Regions from separate parts of the Homo sapiens genome. Here region 2 is linked to region 1. Evidence: chromatin loops called from intact Hi-C (ENCODE). Cell type or tissue: breast epithelium. All regions are shown on one strand. Links, peaks and the distances in the headings refer to the core of each region. The heading gives the core; the rest is flanking DNA.

What was found. Hi-C counts contacts between places; a loop is a spot of excess contacts. Peaks named below come from ENCODE experiments on the same cell type or tissue, not always from the same donor. Only the 100,000 strongest peaks of a DNase experiment are listed, where the experiment ranks them.
Region 2: a loop joins it to region 1, with 14 times the contacts of the local background. A loop is called at or near these places in 4 of 110 quality-filtered maps.

What each region holds. Positions count from the first base shown.
Region 1 is chr13:70,304,790-70,310,969 of GRCh38, reverse strand. No RefSeq gene overlaps it. Among named protein-coding and RNA genes, the nearest start is that of KLHL1, 200 kb to the right of the region's middle. In breast epithelium, for the core only: no CTCF peak of the experiment used is centred there; no DNase peak of the experiment used is centred there.
Region 2 is chr13:69,840,113-69,846,292 of GRCh38, reverse strand. The region is part of intron 5 of KLHL1 (kelch like family member 1); the gene reads left to right. Among named protein-coding and RNA genes, the nearest start is that of KLHL1, 270 kb to the left of the region's middle. In breast epithelium, for the core only: no CTCF peak of the experiment used is centred there; no DNase peak of the experiment used is centred there.

The sequences.
Region 1 (6,180 bases), core at 776-5,775:
TTACTGTATATATAGGAAGGCAGTCATGAGAACATAAGAAAAAGCCCAGCAGGGGGAAGCACAAACTCAGTCTCTGGCTCTGATATGCAGTTATGTTTGTGTATAAACCAAAGATCCTACTGGTGCCTTAATACAACTAGTAACTAGACTGGGCTAAAAGAGAGAGGTGTTTCTTCCTCTACCTCTTAGTACATACATCACAGTAAAATACCAGAGAACACCATACTGATACATTCTACTTTTCCAAATATGCTTGGCTCTCAAGAGTAATGCTTGCTTCTCTGCTTTGCAACAAACCCATTTACTTTTCCTGACACCCAATCAGTCATGAAGAAAATCTTCATCTGATAATTTTCATTTAACAATTACTTGTGATACACTAAGCACTGAGTTACAAAATAAAAGAATGAAACATGAAGTGTTCACGATCTCTGGCCTAGAGGAGCTTGCCGTGAGGGGTGAAGGAGAAGCGCCAAAAAAATTACAGTACCATATGGTTAGTGCTCAAACAGCTCAAACTTTTACTAAAGGGACAAAAACAATTAACTTTGATTGAAGGAATTTGAGGAGTTTTCTGTGAAAGCGATCACGAATGAAATTAGAAGTTTTCCAAGTGCAAAAGGTGGAGGTCTTTAACAGAAAGAAACCAGTATGCACAAAGGATATTTGTAAGTATTGTTAACACAGCACGGGCATTACAGACCAGAGAGTAATGAGTGGTTTGCAACGAGGAATTGACAGAGGTTTTTATTGTTGTGGTTGTTAGTATTGTAGTGTTAGTATTGTAGTTGTTTTAATTAAAGGATCCAGATGATCAGATTTGTTTAAAAAATGATTCCCTAGCTAAACAATTACTTTAGCATTTTTGTCTTTACTTTTTATTTAATTATACCAGCCACTCAGTGCTACTTCTTGCCAATCCCCTCACAGATCTCTATAGCACTTACCCTTCATGATCCTAACCACTCAGGGTATTGCCCTGTCTATAGGTACTTTCTTCCTTGATCACCATGTCTAACACATTTTACAAGCAATCTTTCTCTTTTCCTTAGACCCATGTGGACTGTCTTTTGTTTCAGTATTTCATTCTTCATTTAATTTCCTTTCCCTTTCCTTCCTTTTATTTAACTAGCAGCTTTGGGACTACATGTGTGTGGCTTTTCCTTAATTATAGATACCCTTGTGGATTATTTTATCCAGGTTTTAATCTTCATAATATGTTGTAAATAAGGCAAATAATATTATTTCTGCATTTTGAAAACCTCATTTGGAGGGCTGTCTCCATGAACTACCAATTTTGCTTTAGTGAAAAACAAAAAGGGTAAAAGTATATTTTCCTTACCCATACATTCCACTTCCAGCAGCACACTGAGTATCAAATAGGACTTATATATTGAAAATATAAGAGGAAGCAAGTCATAAAACGTGGCCAAACCACTATCAGAGAATCTTGACATATAATATAGATCATGTCATACTTGTCATACTTTCTAAAGGAATGGATGGTTTAACTTTTATATGTAACTAACACCATGCTCAGTAAACAGTTGTGTAATTGATTACTTAATCCTAAAATTGTATTAATGAAATAGTAATGATTTTCCCAGTTAAACATGCCACTAATCTTAATATTAGAATTTAACTTACCTAACAGTACATAGAGTATTCAATTATGCTGCTTGGAAGTCAGAATTTCATCCATAGATTATCAGAGGTTTGATAGTGTGTGTCCTTGAATCTCTATGTGCATGTTAATGTCTTATCAGAATTAATAAATATTTTTAACTGTACATGAGGTATATTTGGTTTGAAATACAGGGTTAACCATCTTACTATCTTATTCGTAATCAGATGGAACATAAAGTCATTCACCTAGAAAATACTAGTAAATGTGGATGTATGTTTTATACTCTAACACAGGTCATCTGCACGACCCATTTCTCAATGAACCTCTCTGTTCATGACCTGTTACTTTAGGATCTGAAAATGTTATGATCTTCCAACACCCACCTCTGAGATGACCTGACCCTTCACCTGAATGGGTGAAATTCTGTGCAGTGTTTTGAAATAGAATTAGCCCCTGACTTACAAATGACCATTATACTCATTTTATGCCTCTCTTGTAAAATGATCTCTGCAGAAACCATCTGCCATTGCAATGGAAGCCACCAAGGAAATAAACATACTGAATGTATGTTCACAGTAAGGAATCCTCTATCACTGCCTTGTCCTGGGTCACACTCAGGATGAAATTGATAGATGGCTGTATAAACCTATTTTGAAAATTTGGGATTCTACCCTGATCATTACTGGACATCATGCTACCTTCTTAGTGTACATCAAGGTGCTAGTTTTCCCAAAGAGCTGCAGCAGACACACAGAAATCAGCTTTAGCTACCTGGTTTCTCTTGTTGGATTGATATGGTCCTAGATCCTAAGCATAATGACCACTTGCTTTAGTAAACTGCTCTCTCATTCTCCCTAAAGTACCCAACACCGGCCAAAGTGAGGGTACAATAGTTATACGTAAATTTATAAAAATGGTCTTGGCAATCTAGCACTTGGCAATTTCAAACTGAAAGTTTGGGTATGAATAAGAGATGACTAAAAAATAGGTGAAGTTATAGCTATTGGAAGGGAATGCACTGACTTTGTAGTAATAACGGTGAACAAAAACCCCTGATCCTGTGGAGAGAATATTTTAGGTCCTAGGAAGTGCTGGGGATGAAGAGACATTAATGATTTTTGTCTTTAAAACACCCTTGAAACTGGATCCTCATCTCTCGCCTTATACAAAAAGGTGTTTTTACTATTTTTGTGCCCGTTAACCACCCATACACACCGCCCAAAACCCCCATTGACTGTCATAGCCTCTGGTAACCATCCTTCTACTCTCAATGTCCACGAGTTCAATTATTTTGATTTTTAAATCCTACAAATAAGTGAAAACATGTGATGTTTGTCTTTCTGTGTGACCTAGGATGTTTGTTTCATCTTTCAGCATCAATAAAATTGTGACAGATTAGCTGTTTGATTTACCAGTAGAAAAAAAAATCTTAGTCCTTCACAGGTTTTGACATAGAGATATGCCAAACTGCAAAAGAACTTATCTGCCTCCAAAATATGTTTTAATTCTATTCACTGTTTCCCTCTTTGCTACTACTTCCTATTCCAACCTTCATTTCATCTTTAAATTACTGCAAAATCTTTTATGCCCCACCCCATTTATATTCAAGAAAGCAAAATAAAATTTTTAAAACATAAATTAATTATGCTATTCCAGTTGTTGTAACCCCTTAATGATTTTTTCTCAAATGTAAATCATAACCCTCATGCTTTGCTATGACCTACAATGTTCTGTGCCATTTGGCTTTTGGCAGTCTTTACAAACTTGTAGCCTAGCTCTCTTCTCCTTGCTCACTATTTTACAGCAATATAAGCCTATGATAAGGTCCTTGAATACATGCAGGTTTTCTTTTTCACCAGGCCTTTTCAAATGATGCTATTATATCTGATAGCAAAAGATTTTCAAGTTAACTAAAAGGTGTATATTATCTCATCACCTAGATGGAATATCACATCTTTGGAGAGGCATCAACTAAGCATCCTACTGAAGCATATTACATTCTGTTCTTATTTGTTTCTTTAATAATGTGTATCACAGTGATTTTTTATATATTTACCTGCATATTAAAATGCTGTTTTTATTAAAATATAAGCATCATGATAACTTGGATTATATTTGTTTTACTCCTAGTTGTATCCAGAGATTAGCACTTTTATGGAGACAATTCTGTTACCACAAAGATTCATATGAAGACCTAACCTAAGTACCTAAGAATGTGTCTATATTTGAAGACAGGGCCATTAAAAGGTCATTGACTTAAAATGAAGCAGTTATGGTGGGTTCTAATCCAACCTTACCAGTGTCCTTATAGAAAATTTGGGTACCCAGAGAGACCCCAAAGATACAGGCAGAGAGGAAAGACCACTAAGGACACTGTGAGAAGGCAGCAGTCTGCAAGTGAAGGAGAGAGGCCTCTGGAGAAAACAAACTATATTAGTCTGCTCCCATGCTGCTAAAAAAGACATACCTGAAACTGAGTAATGTATAAAAGAGGTTAAATGGACTCACAGTTCCACATGGCTGGAGAAGCCTCACAATCATGGCAGAAGCGAATGAGGAACAAAGTCATGTCTTACGTGGTGGCAGGAAAAAGAACATATGCAGGAGAACTCCCCTTTATAAAACCATCAGATCTCATGAGACTTACTCTCATGAGAACAACATGGGGAAAAAAACCTCTTCACATTTCAAAACCAAGCATGCCTTCCCAACAGTCCCTAGAAGCCTTAACTTACTTCAGCATTAACTCAAAAGTCCACATTCCAAAGTCTTATCTGAGAGAAGTCTAATTCCTTTTACCTATGAGCCAGTAAAATCAAAAGCAAGTTAGTTACTTCCTAGATACAATGGGGGTGCAGGCATTGGGTAAATACAGGGAGAAATTGGCCAAAATGAAGGGGCTACAGGTCCCAAGCAAATCCAAAATCCAGCGAGGCAGGCAAGTCATAACCTCCAAAATGATCTCCTTTGACCCTGTGTCTCACATCCAGGGCACACTGATGCAAGAGGTGGGCTCCCACTGCCTCGGGCACCTCTACCCTTGTGGCTTTGCAGAGTACAGCTACCCACATGACTGCTTTCATGGGCTGGCCTTGAGTGTCTGTGACTTTTCCAGGCACATGGTGCAAGCTGTCAGTGGATCTACCATTCTAGGGCATGGAGGAAAGTGACCCTCTTCTCACAACTCCAGTAGGCAGTGCCCCAGTGGGTATTCTGTGTGCAGGCTCTGACCCCACATTTCTCTTCTGCACTGCCCTAGCAGAGGTTCTCCATGAGGGCTCTGCCCTTGCAGCAAACTTCTGCCTAGACATTAGGCATTTTCATACCTCCTCTGATAGGTAGGTGGAGGTTCCGAAACCTCAATTCTTGACTTTTGTGAGCCTACAGGCTCAATACCACATGGAAGTTGCCAAGGCTTGGGGCTTGCACCCTCTGGAGCCACCACCTGAGCTGTACCTTGGCCCCTTTTAGCCATGACTGGAGCAGCTGGGAAGCAGGGCACCAAGTTGCTAGGCTGCACATGCTAGGGGTGCCTGGGCCCAGCCAATGAAGCCATTTTTTCCTCATAGGCTTCAGGCCTGTGATGGGAGGGGCTGCCGCAAAGGTCTCTGACATGCTCTGGAGATATTTTCTCCATTGTCTTGGTGATACCCATTGGTATCCTTGTTACTTATGCAAATTTCTGCATCAGGCTTGAATTTCTCCCCAGAAAATTGGGTTTTCTTTTCTACTGAATCATCAGGCTGCAAATTTTCCAAACTTTTATGCTTTGCTTCCTCTTCAACATATTGCTGCTTAATAATTTCTTCGACCAAATACATTAAATCATGTCTCTCAAGTTCAAAGTTCCACAGATCTCTAGGGCTGGGGCAAAATACCGCCAGTGTCTATACAGCAAGAGTGACCTCTACTCCAGTTTCAACAAGTCCCTCATCTTCATCTGAGACCACATCAGCCTGGGCTTTATGGTACATATCACTATCAGCATGTCGGTCAAAACCATTCAACAAGTCTCTAGGAAGTTCCAAACTTTCCCACATCTTCCTGTCTTCTGAACCCTGTTCCAACCTCCACCTGTTACCCAGTTCCAAACTTACTTCCACATTTTTGGGTATCTTTACAGCAGCACCCCACTCTACCAGTACCAATTTATTGTAGTAGTCTGTTCTCATGCTGCTAATAAAGAAATACCCAAGACTGGGTAACTTATAAAGAAAAGAGGTTTAATTGACTCACAGTTCCACATGGCTGGGGAGGCCTCACAAGGGCAGAAGGCAAATGAGGAACAAGTCATGTCTTACATGGTGGCAGGCAAGATAGCATGTGCAGGGGAGCTCCCTTTTATAAAATCATCAGATCTCAAGAGACTTCCTCACTAACATGAGAACAACATAGGAAAATCCTACCCCCATGATTCAATTACCTCCCACCAGGATCATCCCATGACACAGATAAGTAAATATTACAATTCAAGGTGAGAGCCAAACCATATCACAAACCAAATCTTGATCTGACTTCTAGCTTCCAGAACTGTGGGAAAATAAATTTCCGGT
Region 2 (6,180 bases), core at 804-5,803, 460 kb after region 1:
CTGACAAGGTTATAAGGAGATAGGGCATATCTGCAAAGTGACCACCTAGCTGACAGAGTTGTTAACGAAAGAACATATTGCCTGTGGAAAAGTCTTATGCTCTGTATCTTTTATCCTAAAATTTGTATATACATAAACCAGAACACTGGAAATGTTTAATTCGTTTGGATAGCATAGAACAGGATTTTAAAAACTTGTTATTTAGTTTGTTGTCTTGTATGATAGAAGTATATTATTATCTCCAGGTTACCTAATTAGGTTATAAAGCAACTTATTAATGATTTTATTTTTCTTGCAAAGAGACATTTTCCTGTATGTATTATAGTAAACTATTATATTATAGTTTACTACATTTAACAAGGCAAACCTCAAATATTGACTTTTTAAGATCTATTTTTTTTCAAATATCGACATCTCTGAGCCCATAGGATCTTGAAGCAGTAATATTAGAAATGAGAATTTAAAACAGAAACAGAGTATTCCATCGTAACTCCACTTAGTTATGTTTTACCTTGATGCTCCACATGATTTCAAGATATTTTGTTCATTACCTTCATAGAAATATTCATGTTAGTATTAAATTTTATCATCATTTTCCAAAGAGCAAGTGCTAGTATAAGTTATAGAAATACAGTATCTCATTTTTTGTGTGTTTATAAAATGTACTTGAAATTTTGTCAGGTATATAGAAACAATACACATGAAATAAAATAATAGATACTTGCAATTTCAACTATATAATATGGTTTCATATTTAAGTTGAAATTGCTCACAGAGTAAACAATACCAAAAACTAGCTAACTTTTATTTCTGCTAAATTTTTTGCATAATATAAATAGTTGAAACATATTTTTGTAACACTAAAATGTACAGCAGAATGACAAAGTGGGTAAGTTTTCATTCTATTTGATTTTCTTCTCTGAGAAGTACATTCATTGAATTTGCAATTTATTTGTAGCTATTATTGGTGAAATGTGTTCAGTGTTGAATTCCTATAAGACAACAAAATATGTTTTGTAATAAGCAAGCAGACTTTATTATACCTATTCCACTATGAAAGAACACTACCTATACAAAGCCTTGGTGTATCCTCTATAGAAAAAAGTCACAAGAAGATATTTATGATTCCAGAGCTTGGCCTGGGTTATTTTAAAGCAGCCTTTGCACTGTGGTAAAATGGTGGGGCTTATGTACAGTTTATATCATAATAGCTTAGGATTAGTGTGCACAGCAAGGTTAGGCTCTTGAAGCAAGTGTTGAAGGGCAAGTTCTAGTCTTGCTAGCTATTTTTGTGGGTTCACAGATGTCTCATCCTGCGGGAGCAAATATTTCCTGGATCGAATACTTATTTTTTTTTAGTTTTCACCATAAATTGACATAGGAACAAAGAAGCATGTCCTGTACCAGTTCCAAGATGTGTGCTAAGAAAACAGAAATTTCTTTTGTACATATGAAGTGAAGGGATTTAGATTTCTGGTTCTTATATACTGTGATGTTTGTTGTCTTAATAAATAAATAAATAAATAAAAAACCCAGAAGAAAAACCTTATTGCTTGAATCAAATTACTCAGAAAATGAACATTTTATAACAAACTGGCAATAGGAAGCTGGGTAGTACTCATAATAAAATTATGATCAAATTGTACCTAGTAGGATCTGTTATGGGCTGATATTTCTGTCCTACCCAAACTCACATGTGGTTGGCCTAACCCCCACAGTAATGCTATTAGGAGGTAGGGCCTTTAAAGGTAATGAGGTTTAGATGAAGTCATTAGAGTTGTCAGAGACGAAATGCAAACACAAGCTATGGTGTTTATAAGCAAGAAACTGTTACAAGTAATAATTTAAAAATATACAACAATAGGTTACAGTGGTTATAAGTAATTTAGTTTGTCAAAATGAGTAGGAGTAGGCCAAAGTTACATTTTACACAATATTTTATTCATAAAAAGGAAAATAGTATTTGAATACAGCATACCTTGGTCATTTTATTAAATACAAGACACATTTTATTTTCATTTTATTTTATTCTTATTTATTTTTATTTGCCATGTCATATATTGAAATAAATAATTCATAATATATTTTTATGTGTACATCTATGGGCATTGAACATTGTATTTCTTTAAATTTATTACTTTAAAATATTATAAACCTAGGCACATAGAGTTGATGATCTTTCAATACTTTATTTTTATAGAATTTATTTTTTCTTTTATAATTATCCATTATTTATAAAATTTGATATAATCCTTATCTATCTTTGCATGTATTTGTTTGTAACATTTTCTTAGAAATTGAAAAGTTATTCACAAATTATCATTAATTAATCAATAACATTAGTCTATTGCCTTAAAGTTGTCCAAGTAAATGTAAATGACGAGTTAATGGGTGCAGCACACCAACATGGCACATGTGTACATATGTAACAAACCTCCACATTGTGCACATGTACCCTAGAACTTAAAGTATAAAAAAAAAGTCTAAGCTAACACAGGAAGCCTTTTCTGATTTGTAGCTGTACAAGAATTCACAAGATTAAACCTCAGTAGAAGATACCACTTATTGAAATTTCATTTAATCAATCTTGTACTTTGGCCATCCTAAATCATTTTTAAAATTACTTATAACTTACTGTACCACTAACATATAATTTTTAAGTGTAAAATATGAGAAATTAAACCCAAGTCCTATTTATGTAAAAATACTATGCTAAAATTATTTTTACATGGTACTGAAGTCAAGAAGGCATAGGGTTACTTGTAAGCTAAAATTAATCCACCCTAATTAGTTAAAGGAGCCATCAAAATACTAGGGATAGCATAGAAACTCGTTTTAATATAAATTATTCTCTGCATTCATATGCCAAAATTTAAAGATATTTAAATCTATGTCATGAGTCTACTTTTCTAAAACCTAAGCTGTTTCCAAACTCTTGCATTCACTTTTTTATTCTGTTACAATTTTGCAAGAAGAAACATGAAAAAGGAGTACATTTCTAATTTTTTTTCTATTTTTTTGTCTTTTGCTTATTTGTACAAATTTATGAAGTACATGAGAAATTTTGTTACGTGCATATAGTGTGTTGTGATCAAGGCAGGGTATTTGGCGTGTCTGTCACCTGAGAACAATACATTTTTGTTAGGTATAGTCACCCTACTCTGCTATCATACATTGAATTTAATCCTTCTATCTTACTGAGAGTTTTACCCTTTAACTCAGTTTGCTTCCTTGTTCTCCATATCTCCCACTCACCCTTTACAGTCTCTGTTATCTGTCTTTCAACTCTCTACCTCCATATAATGAATTTTCTTAACTCCCACATAAAAGTGAGAACATGTGATATTTGTCTTTTAGTGCCTGGCTTATTTCACTTAAGATAATGACCTCCAGTTCCATACATGTTGCTATAAATGGCATGATTTTATTCTTTCTTATGGCCAAGTAGCATTCTATTGTGTATATATACCACATTTTCTTTATTCATTAACCCATTGATGGGCACGTAGGTTGATTCCATATCTTTGCTATTATAAATAGTGCTGCAATAAACATGTGAATGCAAGTATCCTTTGATATACTGATTTCTTTTCCTTTGGGTAGATATCCAGTAGTAGAATTGCTGGATCAAATGGTAATTCTACTTTTAGTTTTTTGAGAAATCTCCACATTGTTTTCCATAGTGGCTTTACTAGTTTACCTTCCAACAAACACTATGTAAGTTTCATTTTCTCCTCATTCACACCATCATGTTATTTTTTGTCTTCTTAAATAGTCATTCTGACTGGGATAAGATAGTATTTCATTATGGTTTTGATTTATATTTCTCTGATGATTAATGATGTTGAGCATTTTAGCATATACCTGTTGGGCCATTTGTATGTTTTCTTTAGAGAAATACCTAGTCATGTCCTTCGCCCACTTTTTAATGGGATTAGTTTTTTCTTGTTGAGTTGTTTTTTGTTTCCTGTACATTCTGCGTATTTGTCCTCTCTTGCATAAATAATTTGCTAATATTTCTCCCATTAAGCAGATTTTCTTTTCACTTTGTTGATTTTTTTCCTTTGTTGTGCAGAAGCTTTTTAATTTGATATAGTCCCATTTGTCTTTTTATTGTTGTTGCCTGTGCTTTTGATGTCTTAGTCATAAATCCTTTGCTTAGACCACTCTTTATGAGAACTTTCTCTAGGTTTTCTTCTAGTGTTTTTATATTAATAGTTTTGCAACTTACATTTGTGTATTTAATTCATTTTGGGTTGATTTTTGTATATGGTGACAGATAGGAGTCTAGTTTCATTCTTCTGCATGTGGCTATCCAATTTTCCCAGCACCATTTATTGAAGAGGGTGTCCTTTCCCAAGTGTAAGTTCTTGTTGACTTTCTTAAAGATCAGTTAGCAGTAAATACGTGGCTTTATTTCTGGCCTCTCTATTCTGTTCCATTGGCCTATATATCTATCTTTAGAGAAATACCGTGCTGCTTGGGTTAAGTCAGGTAATGTGATACCTCCAGTTTTGTTCTTTTTGATCAGGATTGCTTTGACATTTGGGCTCTTTTTTGGTTTGATGTTTTATATATATTTTAGAATTGTTTATCCAATTCTGTGAAAAAATGACTTTGGTAATTTGAAAGAGATTGTGTTTAGCCTATAGAATGATTTGAGCAATGCGGTCATTTTAATGATATTAATTCTTCTGATCTGTGAGCATGGGATTTTTTTTATTTGTTTGTGTTATCTTCAATTTCTTTCATTAGTGTTTTGTAATTTTCCCTGTAGAGATCTTTCACTTCCTTAGTTACATTTATTCCTAGTTTTCTTTTTAGTCACTGTAAATAAAATGGACTACTTGTTTTTTTTTCTCAACTAGATTGTTATTAGCATATAGAAACAAGAAACACTGCTGACTTTTGTATATTGATTTCATGTCCTGCAACTTTATTTATCAAACCTACTGTTTTTTTTGTTGAGTCTTTTGGTTTTTCTAGATATAAGACTATATAATCAGTAAACAGGAGAAACTTGACTTCTTCTTTACCAATTTGGAGGCCTTTTATTTCTTTCTCTTTCCTGATTGTTCTGACTAAGACTTCCAATACTATGTTGAATATGAGATGTGATATTGAAGGGGAAAAAGTTTAAAGATTTTTATTTTTTATTTGTAATGCTTTAACTATTTATCTAGTTAAGCTATTCCTAACGTGTGTTCCAAATGAAAGAATAGTATCTTTATGATCAACTAATCCCAAATTTTCCCAAAAGGAGTGAAAAGGAGAGAAGAAAAATGAGAATTCATGAGAGCCAGCTTTACATATACATAAATTTAGTACTGTAGAGGTTAATTATTTTCCTTCTGTGGCAATGAAAAGACTCAGATACAAGAAACTATATATTTGACACACAGATGATCAAGAGTCATTGTAGATAGATAGAAACATAATTATAAAGTTTATGAACACCACTGGGCCCTTGTTAGAAATAGTCCCTTTGGTGAATAAAAAAAAAAAAATTTACTAAAAATAGTAGTCCTTTCAAAACTTTCCATTGGAGATCTTCTATACATACATACATACATACATACATACATACATACATATATATATATATATAAAGTTAATGTTCAAAATAAAAGTGCGTAGAAAGGCAGCTAAGGTATTAGTATACAACAAAAGGAAACTGAGCCAAGAATGTAATTAATCATCTTCACTTATGTAATTCCAAAGCATCTAGTAACTAATATTATGTTTCTTATTCAGATTAAAACTGTTCTGGGCCAGGCACAGTGGCTCACACCTGTAATCCCAGCAATCTGGGAGACAGAGATGGGTGGATCACCTGAGGTCAGGAGTTCGAGACTAGCCTGGCCGACATGGTGAAACTCTGTCTCTACTAAAAACACAAAAATAAGTTGGGCATGGTGGTGCACATCTGTAATCCCAACTACTCAGGAGACTGAGGCAGGAGAATTGCTTGAACCTGGGAAGCAGAGGTTGCAGTGAGCCGAGATCACACCACTGCACTCCAGCCTGGGTGACAGAGTGAGAGTTTGTCTCAAAAAAAAATTATACTGTGTATCTTATGTGTTTCTATACTCTTTATGGCACCTCTTATAGTTTTATATATTAGGTAGGCTTACACATTTTAATTAAAGTCATAATTATAGTGTTAAATTTAATTAGTCA